Linked DNA regions of Homo sapiens: region 2 is linked to region 1. A link is a contact called in ENCODE Hi-C or POLR2A ChIA-PET data. All regions are on one chromosome and are shown on one strand. Each heading gives the region's core, a stretch centred on a gene start or an enhancer-like site at or near the end of the contact. The rest is flanking DNA. Distances are from core to core; before and after follow the strand shown. Region 1 holds the start of HSD17B14 (hydroxysteroid 17-beta dehydrogenase 14). Region 2 overlaps NTN5 (netrin 5).

Region 1 (7,044 bases), core at 4,509-7,008:
TGCTTGAACCCAGGAGGCGGAGGTTGCAGTGAGCAGAGATTGCGCCACTGCACTCCAGCCTAGGTGACAAAGCGAGACTCTGTCTCAAAAAAAAAAAAAAAAAAAGAAAATAAATTAACAACATAGGGTAATATACAGTGGCCACTGGCCATCATTTATATAAACAGGACTCAGGATTGGTCAAAGCAGAGGAAACTGCAGGGACTGGTTCTACAATAAGCACAGATCCATGCTATCTCACTGGGATGTTTAACTGGAAGCTTCAGCAATGAGTGCTCTCTCTGTCTTTACTTTTTACTTTTAGATACGGGATCTTGCCCTGTCACCCAGAGTGAGGTGCAGTGGCACGATCATAGCTCCCTGAAGCCTTGAACTCCTGGGCTTAAGTGATCCCCCTGCCTCAGCCTCTTGAGTAGCTGACAGGCATCCACCACCACATCTAACAAGTTTATTTTTTGTAGAGATGGGGTCTTGCTATGTTGCCCAGGCTGGTCTCAAACTCTTGGCCGCAAGTGATCCTCCCACCTCAGCCTCCCAAAGCTCTGGGATTACAGTCACCCACCACTGCACCCGGCCTTCTCCCTCTCTCCTTGTTTAAGCAACATATATATATATATATATTTGAGACAGAGTCTTGCTCTGTTGTGCAGCTGGAGTGCAGTGGCGTGATCTCGGCTCACTGCAACCTCCACCTCTGGGGTTCAAACAATTCTCCTGCCTCAGCCTCCTGAGTAATTAGGATTACAGGTGCCTGCCACCACGCCCAGCTAATTTTTGTATTTTTAGTAGAGATGGTATTTCGCCAAGTTGGCCAGGCTGGTCTTCAACTCCTGACCTCAAGTGATCCTCTCTACTCAGCCTCCCAAAAGTGCTGGGATTACACGAGCCACTGTGCCTGGCCTAAAGGTTGGGTCTTGGGACGTTTCTCGCCTCCCTAGGCCCCGGTGGCCCGGCCCCGGATGAGTGCCCAGGAGCAGCTGGAGCGGATGCGCAGAAACCAGGAATGTGGACGGCCCTTCCCTCGCCCGACCTCCCCCCGGCTTCTCACCCTGGGAAGGACACTGTCCCCAGCCAGACGCCAGCCTGACGTGGAGCAAAGGGTGAGGGGAGGAGGGCTGGGGCTGGGCGGTGGGGTGGTAGTAGGTCCTCTTCGCCTACTTTGAGTCCCTTTCTGTAAAATGGAGATAATCACTACCTCCTTCCTCCAAACTGGATTTCCGAATTTACCCCAGTTTGTACTTGTGCTAGAGTCAGCTTCCTCGCCTGGATAGTGGTGGGTGGACAGGAGTGGCAGTGAGGGGAGGACAGTGGGTGGGGGCGGGGGTCACACATCTGGATTGGAAGCCTAGTTTTTCTTCTCAGTTGCTATGTGTTGTCAATAGCAAGAAAGCAAAAAAGAAAATGTAAGCCAGGAAGAAAATTGATTTTATTCATGCCCTTTCAATAGGAAGAACGTCCCAGATCTGAACATCAGAGTGTCTCAGATATCTCAGGATGGTTTCCCCTTAGACGTTTTCCTTTTTCGGCCGGGCATGGTGGCTCACGCCTGTAATCCCAGCAATTTGGGAGGCCAAGGAGGGCGGATCACCTGAGGTCGGGAGTTCAAGACCAGCCTGACCAACATGGAGAAACCCCGTCTCTACTAAAAATAGAAAATTAGCTGGGCATGGTAGCACATGTCTGTAATCCCAGCTCCTTGGGAGGCTGAGGCAGGAGAATCGCTTGAACCCAGGAGGTGGAGGTTGTGGTGAGCTAAGATTTTGCCATTGCACTCCAGCTTGAGCAACAAGAGTGAAACTCTGTCTCAAAAAAAAAAAAAAAAAAGATGTTTTCTTTTTTTTTCAGGGACAAGGTCGCCCAGGCTAGAGTGCAGTGGTGCGATCTCCACTCACTGCAACCTCCACCTCCTGGGTTCAAGTGATTTTCATGCCTCAGCCTCCCGAGTAGCTAGGACTACAGGGATATGCCACTACATCCAGCCAATTTTTGTATTTTTAGTAGAGACAGATTTTTACCACGTTGGCCAGGCTGGTGTCGAGCTCCTGAGCTCAAGTGATCCTCCTGCCTTGGAAGGAGGTGCTAAGAATATAGGTGTGAGCTACTGCACCTAACCTCCCCTTAGATTTTTTTTTTCTTTTTTTGAGACAGAGTCTCCCTTTGTTGCCCATGATGGAGTATAGTGGTGGAATCTCGACTCACTGCGACCCCTGTCTCCCAGGTTCAAACGATTCTCCTGCCTTAGCCTCCCAAGTGGCTGGGATTACAGGCCCATGCCACCACACCCTGCTAATTTTTTTTTTTTTGTATTTTTAGTAGAGACGGGGTTTACACCATATTGACCAGGCTGTTCTTAAACTCCTGACCTCAAGTGATCTGCTCACCTCGGCCTCCCAAAGTGCTGGGATTACAGGTGTGAGCCACCAGACCCGGCCCCTTAGACTTTTATAGAAAGGATTTAGACAAGTCACAGGTGGTGGTGGTGGAGGTGGGATTTCTGAACTCATGTGCTGCTTTATAGGAACACAGGTAAAGTTAAACATTGTCAGTCACTGGGTGCTATGGCTCACCCCTGTAATACCAGTACTTTGGGAGGCCGAGGCAGGAGTAAGAGACCAGCCTGGGCAACATAGCAAGACTCTGTCTCTACTAAAAATAAAAATAAAAATAATTAGCCAGGCATGGTGGTGCGAGCCTGTAGTTCTATTTACTCAGGAGGCTGAAGCAGGATTAGTCCAAGCCTGGGAAGTCGAGACTACAGTGAGTTATGATCACACCACTGTACTCCATCCTTTCTAAAAAATGAATAAATAAAATAAATTAATTTTTAAAAATTCAGTGCCTACAGAAGCATAGGAAAAACAAAACAAAACATTGCCAGTGTTTTTGGGCAATTTCATTCTCTTTTGGAGCCCCCTTCACTTCACCCTCAAAATGAGAACGTGGGGCTTCCAGGTGAGGAGTTCTAATGCCCCAATTCCTTTCCAGCCTGTCGTAGGACACTCGGGAGCCCAGAAATGGCTCAGAAGCTCTGGGTCCTGGAGTAGGTAAGGAACTGGAGGGCGTATCAAGGGAGCAGGAAAAAAAAATTTGCAAAAGCAAAGGGGAGTAGCATTATTATTAAAGTCTCCTGAATATGGAAGTACAAATCGCAACCCTTCTAGAGATGCTTAAGTTCCCGGGGCATCTGCAACAAAACCAGAAAGCCCTAGATCCGTAGTGATATCTTTAGTTCCTCAAATTCCCTTGGTCAATAGCAGATCCTACTTCTGCATCAAGGAAATTGGGTGATAGTGACGCGCGAGTGGACTACAAATCCCGTAATGCATGTGGGCGGTATGAGGGCGGTGCCATGTTTAACGTATTTTAGAGACACGTGCTAGGAACTACAACTCCCAGAAAGGCACGTGCGGTACCCGGGTCCCCACTGTGCCAGCTGTTTATTTTTTATTTTTATTTTTATTTTTTACTTTTTTTTTTTTTTTGAGACGGAGTCTTGCTCTGTCTCCCAGGCTGGAGTGCAATGGCGTGATCTCAGTTCACTGCAACCTCCGCCTTCTGGGTTCAAATGATTCTCCTTCCTCAGCCTCCCTAGTAGCTGGAATTACAGGCACCCACCACCATGCCTGGCTAACTTTTTTGTATTTTTTGGTAGAGACTGGGTTTCACCATGTTGGCCAGGGTGGTCTCGAACTCCTGACCTCAAGTGATCCGCCCGCCTCGGCCTCCCAAGGTGCTGGGATTACAGGGATAAGCTGTCGCACCTGGCCTGCTTTTTTTTTTTTTTTTTTAATTTTTAATTTTTGTTGGTACATACTAGGTATACATATATTTACGAGATAATTGAGATGTTTTGATACAGGCAGGCAATGTGAAATAAGCACATCATCGGGAATAGGGTATCCATCCCCTTTCAAGGATTTACCCTTTGATGTATAAACAATCTAGTTACACCCTTTAATTTATTTAAAAATGTACAATTAAATTATTATTGACTATAGTCATTCTGTTGTGCTATCTAATAGTAGGTCTTATTCATCCTTTTCTTTTTGTACCAATTAACCATCCCCCACCTCTCCCCCATGTACACACCCCCACCCCCAATCTTCTTTTTTTTTCTAGTCCAAGGAACACCACCCCTTACTTGCCGACTTCCGAAGGTCACCGGGAGCGGGTTCTCAGCCTCTCCCAAGCCCTGGCTACTGAGGCGTCGCAGTGGCACAGAATGATGACAGGTGACTGGCTGGGGATGTTGGACTTCTGGGTTTTAGGGAGGAGAGAGCTGGAGACCTGGAATCCCAGGTCCTGGAGAGGAGGGGTCTGGGGGCCGGTGAGAATTTTTTATCTTGGTGAGTAAAGAGTTGGGCAGGGTTTGGGAGTTTTAGGTCTCAGGCAAGAGGTGACTGGGGTCCGGGACACTTGGGAGGAGGGGAGGAAGAGGTCAGGGGGCGGGGAGAGGGCCGACAACTGAGTCTCAAAGAGGACTGGACTGGCGTATCCAGACTCCTGGATCTGAGGGAGGAGGGGCTGGGGGCCTGGACTCCTGGGTCTGAGGGAGGAGGGGCTGGGGGCCTGGACTCCTGGGTCTGATGGAGGAGGGGCTGGGAATCCGGAGTCCTGGGTCTGAGGGAGGAGGGGCTGGGAATCCGGGGTCCTAGCGCTGAGGTTTGCCATTCTCATGTCCCACTCATCCTCTCCAGGTGGAAATTTGGACTCCCAGGGAGACCCTCTTCCCGGTGTGCCGCTGCCTCCTTCGGACCCCACGCGCCAGGAGACCCCTCCCCCCAGATCTCCCCCGGTGGCTAATTCGGGTTCCACGGGGTTCTCTCGCCGAGGGAGTGGGCGTGGAGGAGGTCCCACCCCCTGGGGGCCCGCGTGGGATGCCGGGATCGCCCCTCCGGTCCTGCCACAAGACGAGGGGGCATGGCCTCTGCGAGTCACTCTGCTACAATCCAGCTTCTAATCCGCCCAAAAGCGGCAGCCAATCGGAGCGCGAGGACGTGGTCTGGAGGTACCGCCGGAGATCTGGGACCACTCAGGGCATCAGGGGGCGTGGTCTGGTCCCCATTGCGGGCCCGGGAGGGGAATGGTTTCTATGGCCAAAGTTTGGTTTTCTCAACACTGTCTAAATTTGGATTAAAACTTTGAACTTTTAGTCAATAGCTTTCTTTCTGTCTGTCTGGGGTTGTGGCACTGGTGTCTCTGAGGGGCAGAGCTGGAGTCGTGGACTCCTGGGTCCTGAGAGAGGAAGGGACAGGGGGCTTGGACTTATAGGTCTCTGGGAAGAAGGGATAGAGAACCTGATCCCTCGGTCTGAGAGTGGAGGGGGCTGGGCCAGGATTCCCGGGTCTGAGGGAGGAAGGGGTGGGACCCTGACTCCTGGGTCTGAGGGAGGAGGGACTGGGAGGCTGGACTCCCGGGTCTGAGGGAGGAGGGGCTGGGACCCTGACTCCTGGGTCTGAGGGAGGAGGGGCTGGGAGGCTGGACTCCCGGGTCTGAGGGAGGAGGGGCTGGGAGGCTGGACTCCCGAGTCTGAGGGAGGAGGGGCTGGGGGCCTGGACTCCCGAGTCTGAGGGAGGAGGGACTGAGGCTTCTGGATTCCTGGGTCTGTGGGAGGAGGGACTGGGGCTCCTGGATTCCTGGGTCTGTGGGAAGAGAGGAGTGTCTGAGGGAGGAGGGGCTGGGGACAAACTTCCAGGTCTCTAGCCTTCCTGGCAACGCCCCCCGAGGCCGGACTTCCAGGATCCAGCCTCTATTGAGGATTTGATGCGACGGCCTCACGGGGCTTTGGAGGTGAAAGAGGCCCAGAGTAGAGAGAGAGAGAGACCGACGTACACGGGATGGCTACGGGAACGCGCTATGCCGGGAAGGTGGTGGTCGTGACCGGGGGCGGGCGCGGCATCGGAGCTGGGATCGTGCGCGCCTTCGGTGAGCCGGGTCTGACTGCTGGGAGCTGTGGAGTGTGAGAAAGGAAGGATGGGGGCGGGGTGATGGGGGCGGAAAATAGGGACTCCAGTACTGCAGCCAGGATTCTGATATTATAAAAGCCAATTTGCAGGCTAAAGTAAGCGTGTGGCGCTGTAGGCTAGGGCTGAGTCTGGCAGGGTCTCCGAAGGCAGTGGCCCCTTTCTCTGGGTCTGTTGGTGTAGCTACAAAACCAGTGGTTTGAGGAATGGCTCTGTCAGTCGTGGAGTTTGCTCCGGAAGCCACGAACGGGGGTTCAGGAGCCTCAGCAGAAACAAGGCAAGGAGAGTATGTGTCAAGGCGTCTGCCCTCTGTCCTATGGGTGATCATGAGACTGGGGTCACGAGGGGAGAGGGAGATCAGCCCCAATCCAGGTGGCCACAAGAGGGCGGCAGAGGCTTTAACCAAGGCTCGGAGAGTAACCTGTTCCCTTCCTATTCTCAGTGAACAGCGGGGCCCGAGTGGTTATCTGCGACAAGGATGGTGAGTGACGGTCCCTCAGCCCTCACCTTGGCCCTTCCTCCCTCAGACCCAGAGGTCCAGACCCCTAGCACCTCCTCCCTCAGACCCCGGAGTCCAGGCCCCCAGGCCCTACTTCCTCAGACCCAGGAGTCCAGACCTCAGCCCCTCCTCCCTCAGACCTAGGAGTCCAGGCCCCCAGCCCCTCTGCCCTCAGACCCAGGAGTCCAGGTCCCCAGCCCCTCCTCCCTCAGACCCAGAAGTCCAGGCTCCGGCACCTCCTCCCTCAGACCCAGGAATCCAAGTCCCCAACCCCTCCTCCTTCAGACCCAGGGGTCCAGGCTCCCAGCCCCTCTTCCCTCAGACCCAGGAGTCCAGGCTCTGGCACCTCCTCCCTCAGACCCAGGAGTCCAGGCCCCCAGGCCCTACTTTCTCAGACCCAGGAGTCCAGACCTCAGCCCCTCCTCCCTCAGACCCAGGAGTCCAGGCTCCCAGCCCCTCCTCCCTCAGACCCAGGAGTCCAGGCCCCCATCCCCTCCTCCCTCAGACCCAGGAGTCCAGGCCCCCAGCCCCTCCTCCCTCAGACCCAGGAGTCCAGGCTCCCAGCACCTCCTCCCTCAGACC
Region 2 (6,747 bases), core at 491-2,990, 180 kb after region 1:
GTGGGGGCCGAGGTGGGCGGATCACTTGAGGTCAGGAGTTCGAGACCAGCCTGGCCAACATGGTGAAACTCCATCTCTACTAAAAATACAAAAATTAGCCAGGCGTGGTGGCAGGATCCTGTAAACCCAGCTGAGGCACAAGAATCACTTCAACCTGGGAGGCAGAGGCTGCAGTGAGTTGAGATCACACCACTGCACTCCAGACTGGGCAATAGAGTAAGATTCCGTCTCAAAAAAAAAATTTATGTTTTTCTGAATCACTATCAGTATGACCTCAGCCCTCACATTCCAGGGACCAGTCTCTTCCTTCTTCTGGTCCTCGAAATTTATCCCAGAGCCCCTCCCCCGGCAATGTGACCCCTCCTTCCCAAGAATTCCACCATTGATACCTTCTGACTCCACTGCATTAGAGACCCTGGACCTGCCTCTTCTGCCCTGTCCCCAGCCCCACCTACTATAGTTTAACTCCTTATCTCAAAGATGTTTCCTCCAGCAGGCTCTACCCCTCACGATTTAGGGTCAAACTCTCCAAGGTTCAAGGTTTCTCTCCCCACTGCGATACCAGAAGCCCACCCACCGGTCTCGGGCTCCTGCCCACTGTGACTGACCCCACGGGACCCAGAGGTACCCTGGAAGCTCCCCACGACCTGGGCTGACATCTCCCCTCCCCACAGTTCTCCGCGCGCAGGTGCTAGCGTCCGAGGCGGCGGGCCCGGCATGGCAGCGGCTGGCCGTGCGCGTGCTGGCCGTTTACAAGCAGCGGGCGCAGCCCGTGCGACGCGGCGACCAGGACGCCTGGGTGCCCCGCGCCGACCTGACCTGCGGCTGCCTGCGCCTGCAGCCAGGCACCGACTACCTGCTGCTGGGCAGCGCCGTGGGCGACCCCGACCCCACGCGCCTCATCCTCGACCGCCACGGCCTCGCGCTGCCATGGAGGCCGCGCTGGGCCCGGCCCCTGAAGCGGCTGCAGCAGGAGGAGCGCGCCGGAGGCTGCCGCGGCGTGCGGGCACCCACACCCAGTCCCAGGCCGGAGCACTAGACGTGAGATGGGGCTGCCTCGAGCACCAACAAAGTAATTTGGGAGCGACTAGGAGCTGAGCCTTCTACCTCGACGGTGCACTGCAGAGAGCCAATCAGACGTCGCAGAGCCCCGACGACACTATGCTTGCGCCCACGCCGAGCAGGCGTGCGGAACTTTTAGCAAAAGGCGGCAAGCGGGACTTCTGGTCCCAACATTTCCTCCTTTGGCCTGTGGCTTATTCCCCGCCAGTGATCTGTTTCCCCCAATAAAGTCTCAAATCTTTGGGAATTTTTGTCTACAGACCCCTGATCGATGCTGGCACACTCTCTAGAGGGAAGCGAACAAGGCCTTGAATCAATACGCGGAGCTGAAGTTAGGACCACAGCACAACGGGACCCTGACAAAGTGGCCAATCCAATAAGAACGCTCTTATGACGTCATTGGGTGCTAGTCAGATTGGTGTTGCCTGACGATAGGCCGAAGGCCAATGGGCGGGGCTTGGTTGGAAAAGGCGGGAAATCTCACAAAGGGAGGGACAGCAGTTCCAGATTTCTAGAAAATTCCAGACGTAGGAACTGTTGGTTTCTGATGGGCCTCAGGATAGGCTCTGAGAAAGGAATTGAGATACTTTGAGTGACTCATTTTTGAAAGAATAGCCAATCGGAAGCCACAGAGTGGTATGACATAACTTGGTGCTAAGCAGAATTGTATTCCCACTCAACAATTGGCCTGCACGCCAGAGGGGAGGGGCGCAAAAGGCAGGAAGCGGTAAGTACCACGGAATGGAAGGTTGCCACAGCCTGGGACCTTCCTTGCCACCCTGACCCCTGCCCCTGCACCCACAGCAAACAACATAATCTCAAATTTGGGTGATCTTTTCAGGAGAGTCACTGAGGGGGTACTCAGGGAGTCTTAGAGGAAGGGATGTGATTTAAGGTCCATTTGTTTGTTTCTAACTCTTTTTTAAAAAAATTATTTTATTTATAGTTATATTTACTTACTTATTTTTTTGAGATGGAGTTTTGCTCTTGTTGCCCAGGCTGGAGTGCAATGGCATGATCTCGGCTCACTGCAACCTCCACCTCCCCGGTTCAAGCAGTTCTCCTGCCTCAGCCTCCCAAATAGCTGGGACTACAGGTGCGTGCCACCACGCCTGGCTAATTTTGTATTTTTAGTAGAGATGGGGTTTCACCACATTGCTCAGGCTGGTCTCGAACTCCTGACCTCAGGTGATCCGCCCACCTAGGCCTCCCAAAGTGCTGGGATTACAGGCATAAGCCACTGTGCCCAGCCAAAATTTTTTATTTTATTTTATTTTAATTATTTAGTTTTTTGAGACTGGGTCTCACTCTGTTGCCCAGGCTGGAGTGCAGTGGCTCTATGGTAGCTCACTGCAGCCTTGACCTACTGGGCTCAAGCAATCCTCCCACCTCAGCCTCTCAAGTAGCCGGGACCACAGGCGCAGGCCACCATGCCTGGCTAATTTTGTTGTTGGTAGAGACGAGGTCTCGCTATGTTGCCCAGGCTGGTCTCGAACTCCTGGGCTCAAGTGATCCTTCCACCTTGGCCTGCCAAAGTGGTGGGTTTATAGGCGTGAGCCACCGCGCTGTCCTGAGGTCCATTTGGACCTGGAACAAAGTGGCCAATACAATAAGCACACTCCTATGATGTAACTGGGTGCTAGTCAGATTTGTGTTGCCTAATAATTTCCTTCTCTGAGAGAAAGCTGGGCCTCTCAGCCAATGGGGAGTCAGGATATGCCATGATGTCACAGGATACCAGGTAGGGAGAAAGGTGCCTTCCAGCAAACGTTCTGGGTTTGCTCTTGGTTAGATGGAAAAAGGCAAGAAATTGCCTCCAGGGAGACTATTTGACCCCCATGCCACCAATAAAATGTTACATAATCTGGGAGAACCTGCCCTTAGCCTCCCGATGAACCCAGGGTGGGGTCATCTCTGAAGTAGGAGTCTTTTAAGGGATTTTCTTTTCTTTTCTTTTTTAGTAGAGATGGGGTCTCACTATGATGCCCAGGCTGGTCTCGACCCCCTGAGCTCAAGCAATCCTCCTGCCTCAGCCTCCCAAAGCGTTGGGATTACAGGCATGAGCAACTGCGACCAGTCTTAAGGGATTTTCTTTTCTTTTCTTTTCTTTCTTTTCTTTCTTTCTTTTTTTTTTTTTTTTCTGAGATGGAGTCTCACTGTGTCACCCAGGCTGGAGTGCAGTGGAGTGATCTTGGCTCACTGCAGTCTCCGCCTCCCAGGTTCAAGCGATTCTCCTGCCTCAGTCTCCTGAGTAGCTGGGATCACAGGCACGAGCCACCATGCTCGGCTAATTTTTGTATTTTTAGTAGAGACGGGTTTCCCCATGTTGGCCAGGCTGGTCTCGAACTCCTGACCTCAGGTGATCCACCCGCCTCAGCCTCCCAAAGTGCTGGGATTACAGGCGTGAGCCGCCGCGCCCGGCCAAGGAATTTTCTAAGAAGGGTCCTCTGTTCCAGAAAAACTATATTCCTTATCTTTGTTATTTTCATCCTCTCTTGAAGCCAATTCAGTTGGGCATTCACTGCCCCCATACTCCACCTTCATATCCAATCCATGAGCAAATCCTGTCCACATCCACAAAATATCTCCCATAATTCAACCATTTTTACCATCTCTGTTGCTACCACCTTTGTCCAAACCACCATCACTGCTCGTCCGGATTATTACAATAGTCCCCACACTACTCTCATCACTACCCCCTGAAAGTCTTCTTCACATGGAAGCCAGGATGATCACTTTAAATCATGTCAGGACAGACATGGTGGCTCATGCCGGTAACCCCAGCACTTTGGGAAGCTGAGGTGGGAATCACTTGAAGCCAGGAGTTCAAGACCAGCAAACGTGGTAACATAGCAAAACCCCATCTCTACAAAAAAAAAAAAAAAATTAGCTGGACATGGTGGTGCATACCTGTAGTCCCAGCTACTTGGGAGGCTGAGGCAGAGGATTGCTTGAATCCAGGAGTCGGAGGCTGCAGTGAGCTATGATCGTGGCACCGCACTCCAACCTGGGCAACAGAGTGAGACCCCATCGCTAAAAATAAACTCTTTTTTTTCTTCTGCATTTTTTAATGCAGAAAAAAACAAAAAACAAAACACAAAAAATAAACTCTTGAATGGCTTCCCATCACTCTCAAAATAAAACCCAAAGTCCCTGCCCTGCCCCACAAAGCCCTGCATGATCTACCTCCACCACATCACCGACCTCACCTCTTATAAGTCTTCCTCATTCACATCACTGCAGCCACACTGGTCTTCTTCCTATTCCTTTAAAAACAAAGCACACTTGCTGGGCACGGTGGCTCACGCCTGTAATCCCAGCACTTTGGGAGGCCGAGGCGGGCAGATCATGAGGTCAGGAGATCGAGACCATCCTGGCTAACACGGTGAAACCCTGTCTCTACTAAAAATACAAAAAAATTAGCTGGGCGTGGTGATGGGCGCCTGTAGTCCCAGCTACTCTGGAGGCTGAGGCAGGAGAATGGCGTGAACCAGGGAGGTGGGGCTTGCAGTGAGCTGAGATCACACCACTGCACTCCAGCCTGGGCAATAGAGCAAGACTCCGTCTCAAAGGAAAAAAAAAAGCACACTCTGCTCCAGGACCTTTGCACTTGCTGTTCTCTTCCTGGAACACACCTTTTCATGTTATGGCAAGCCAGTTTCCTTACTTCATTGAGACCTTCCATTAGGCAGCTTAGGCTAGCTCTGTTGGCTCTATGGAGTTTATTGAGTTCTGGCTGGGTGTGGTGGCTCATGCCTGTAATCTCAGCACTTTAGGAGGCTGAGGCTGGTGATCACTTGAGCCCAGGTCTAGACCAGCGTGGGCACCATGGTGATACTCCATCTCTACAAAAAATACAAAAATTAGCTGGGCATTGTGGTGTGTGCCTGCCTGTAGTCCTCATACTTGGGAGGCTGAGGCAGGAGAATTGTTTGAGTCCAGGAGGTCCAGACTGCAGGGAACTATGATTGGGCCACAATACTCCAAACTGGTTGACAGAGCAAGACCTTGTCTCAAAAAAAAAAAAAAAAAAAAAAGAAGAAGAAGAAAGAAAGAAAAGAAAAAGAAAAAGAAAACACAAAGTTTCTTTCTTGTTCATATACATGTTCCATGCAAGTTGGCAAAGGTTGGTTTTCCACACAGTCAAGGACCCAGGCTGAGAGATGTTCACCACCTTGTAGCACCACCCGTAACCCAGGGCATCCTTGATCACTGAGACAAGGAAAGAGGAAAAGCACTGAATGGTCTTATGCAAGCAAAACAGCTTTGGTCCAGGAACGACTCCCGGCCCTTCCAATCACAGCTCATTCATCGGGATTACTCATGTGGTTCCACTCAGTTGTATGAAGGTGGGGACGTAGAATTCCCTCACGTGCTCAGTAACAGAGAACTGTCGAATTCCTTTCCTGTTACTGCCATAACAAATTACCATAAACTCAGCAGCTGAAACAACACAAATTTATCATCTTACACGCTACAGATCAAAAGCCTCACATGGGTTTCACTGGGCTAAAATCAAGGTGCTAACGAGGCTGCATTCCATCTGGAGCCTCTAAGAGAGAATCTGTTTCCTTTCTATTCCCAGTTTCTAGAGGCCACCCACATTGCCTGATTCATGACCCCTTTTTCCATCTTCACGGCCAACCACGACAGGTCGAGTCCCTTTCACATTTCAGATTTTTCCTGCCTCTTCTATCCTCACATCTCTTTCTGACCATGGCTGGGAAAGGTTCTCTGCTTTTAAGGACTCCTGTAATTAGACGAGGGGCACCCGGTCTACCGCCATACCACCCTGAATGAACCCGATCTTGTCTGATCTCAGAAGCTAAGCAGGGTCAGACCCTGTTAGTTCTTGGATGGGAGATGGGGCCACCCAGATAATCCAGAATAATCTCTTCCCCATCTCAAGGTCTCTTGTTTGTTTGTTTGTTTTGAGACATTCTCGCTCTGTTGCCCAGGCTGGAGTATAGTGGCATGATCTCGGCTCACTGCAACCTCCGCTAGACAGAAAAAAACAAACAAAAAGCCAAAACAAACAAACAAAAAACAGAAAAAAACAAAACAAAACAAAAACAAAAAAATCCCCCCAAAATTAGCCAGGCCCGGTGGTGCACACCTGTAATCCCAGCTACTCGGGAGGCTGAGGCAGGAGAATCGCTTGGATCGAGGAGGTGGAGGTTGCAGTGAGCCGAGATCATGCCACTGCTCTCCAGCTTGGGCAACACAGCGAGACCCCATCTCAAAAAAAAAAAAAACAAAAAACAAACAACAAAACCACAAATCCCAGCCCTGCTGAGCCACATCGCTCAGTTTTCTCATCTATAATATGAGGATGATAATAAAATAATAGAAAATAATCTACAGGGTACGTTTTGAGGATTAAATGAGTTAATATATATAATGGGCTTAGAACAGTGCCTAGTGCAGACTGACAGCTGTATGAGTTTATTATTTATTTATTTATTTTGAGATAGGGTCTCACTCTGTCTTCCAGGCAGGAATGCAGTGACACAATTGCAGCCCAATGCAGCCTCAACCTCCCAGGCTCAAGGGATCCTCCTGCCTCAGCCTCCCAAGTAGCTAGGACTACAGGCGCAAGCCACCAGGCTAGGTTTTTTTTTGTTTTTATTTTTTTTTAAATAGAGGCAAGGTTTTGCTGTTGCCCAGGCTGGCTTTGAACTCCTG

The links. Hi-C counts contacts between places; a loop is a spot of excess contacts on that map. ChIA-PET counts read pairs that join two places held with the same protein, here RNA polymerase II (POLR2A). Pooled maps may share reads with other maps.
Region 2: a loop to region 1 is called in a map of body of pancreas, with 3 times the contacts of the local background. The contact joins the enhancer-like site here to the promoter of HSD17B14 in region 1. A Hi-C loop is called at or near these places in 79 of 168 maps with a recorded cell type or tissue (A673, B cell, CD14-positive monocyte and 45 more), 37 of 37 single-sample maps with no recorded cell type and 49 of 50 pooled maps. POLR2A ChIA-PET finds 5 or more read pairs at or near these places in 14 of 52 experiments (A549, AG04450, B cell and 11 more).

The regions. Positions count from the first base shown.
Region 1 is chr19:48,835,205-48,842,248 of GRCh38, reverse strand. It overlaps HSD17B14 (hydroxysteroid 17-beta dehydrogenase 14), which reads left to right and starts at 5,758. Exons shown (of 9, transcript NM_016246.3): 1 at 5,758-5,925; 2 at 6,406-6,444. The coding sequence starts at 5,838. PLEKHA4 (pleckstrin homology domain containing A4) reads left to right here. Exons shown (of 20, transcript NM_020904.3): 17 at 939-1,100; 18 at 2,986-3,044; 19 at 4,120-4,232; 20 at 4,698-5,152. The coding sequence ends at 4,960. RefSeq lists silencers at 3,191-3,391, 4,781-4,850.
Region 2 is chr19:48,655,969-48,662,715 of GRCh38, reverse strand. It overlaps NTN5 (netrin 5), which reads left to right. Exons shown (of 7, transcript NM_145807.4): 7 at 675-1,309. The coding sequence ends at 1,039. It also overlaps the pseudogene SEC1P. Among named protein-coding and RNA genes, the nearest start is that of CA11, 13 kb to the right of the region's middle. Within about 2 kb of position 1,740, at least 33 of the 41 ENCODE cell types and tissues checked have a DNase peak (open chromatin) inside an H3K27ac peak, as active enhancers do; they include A673, B cell, CD14-positive monocyte and 19 more, where a contact is called at or near this core.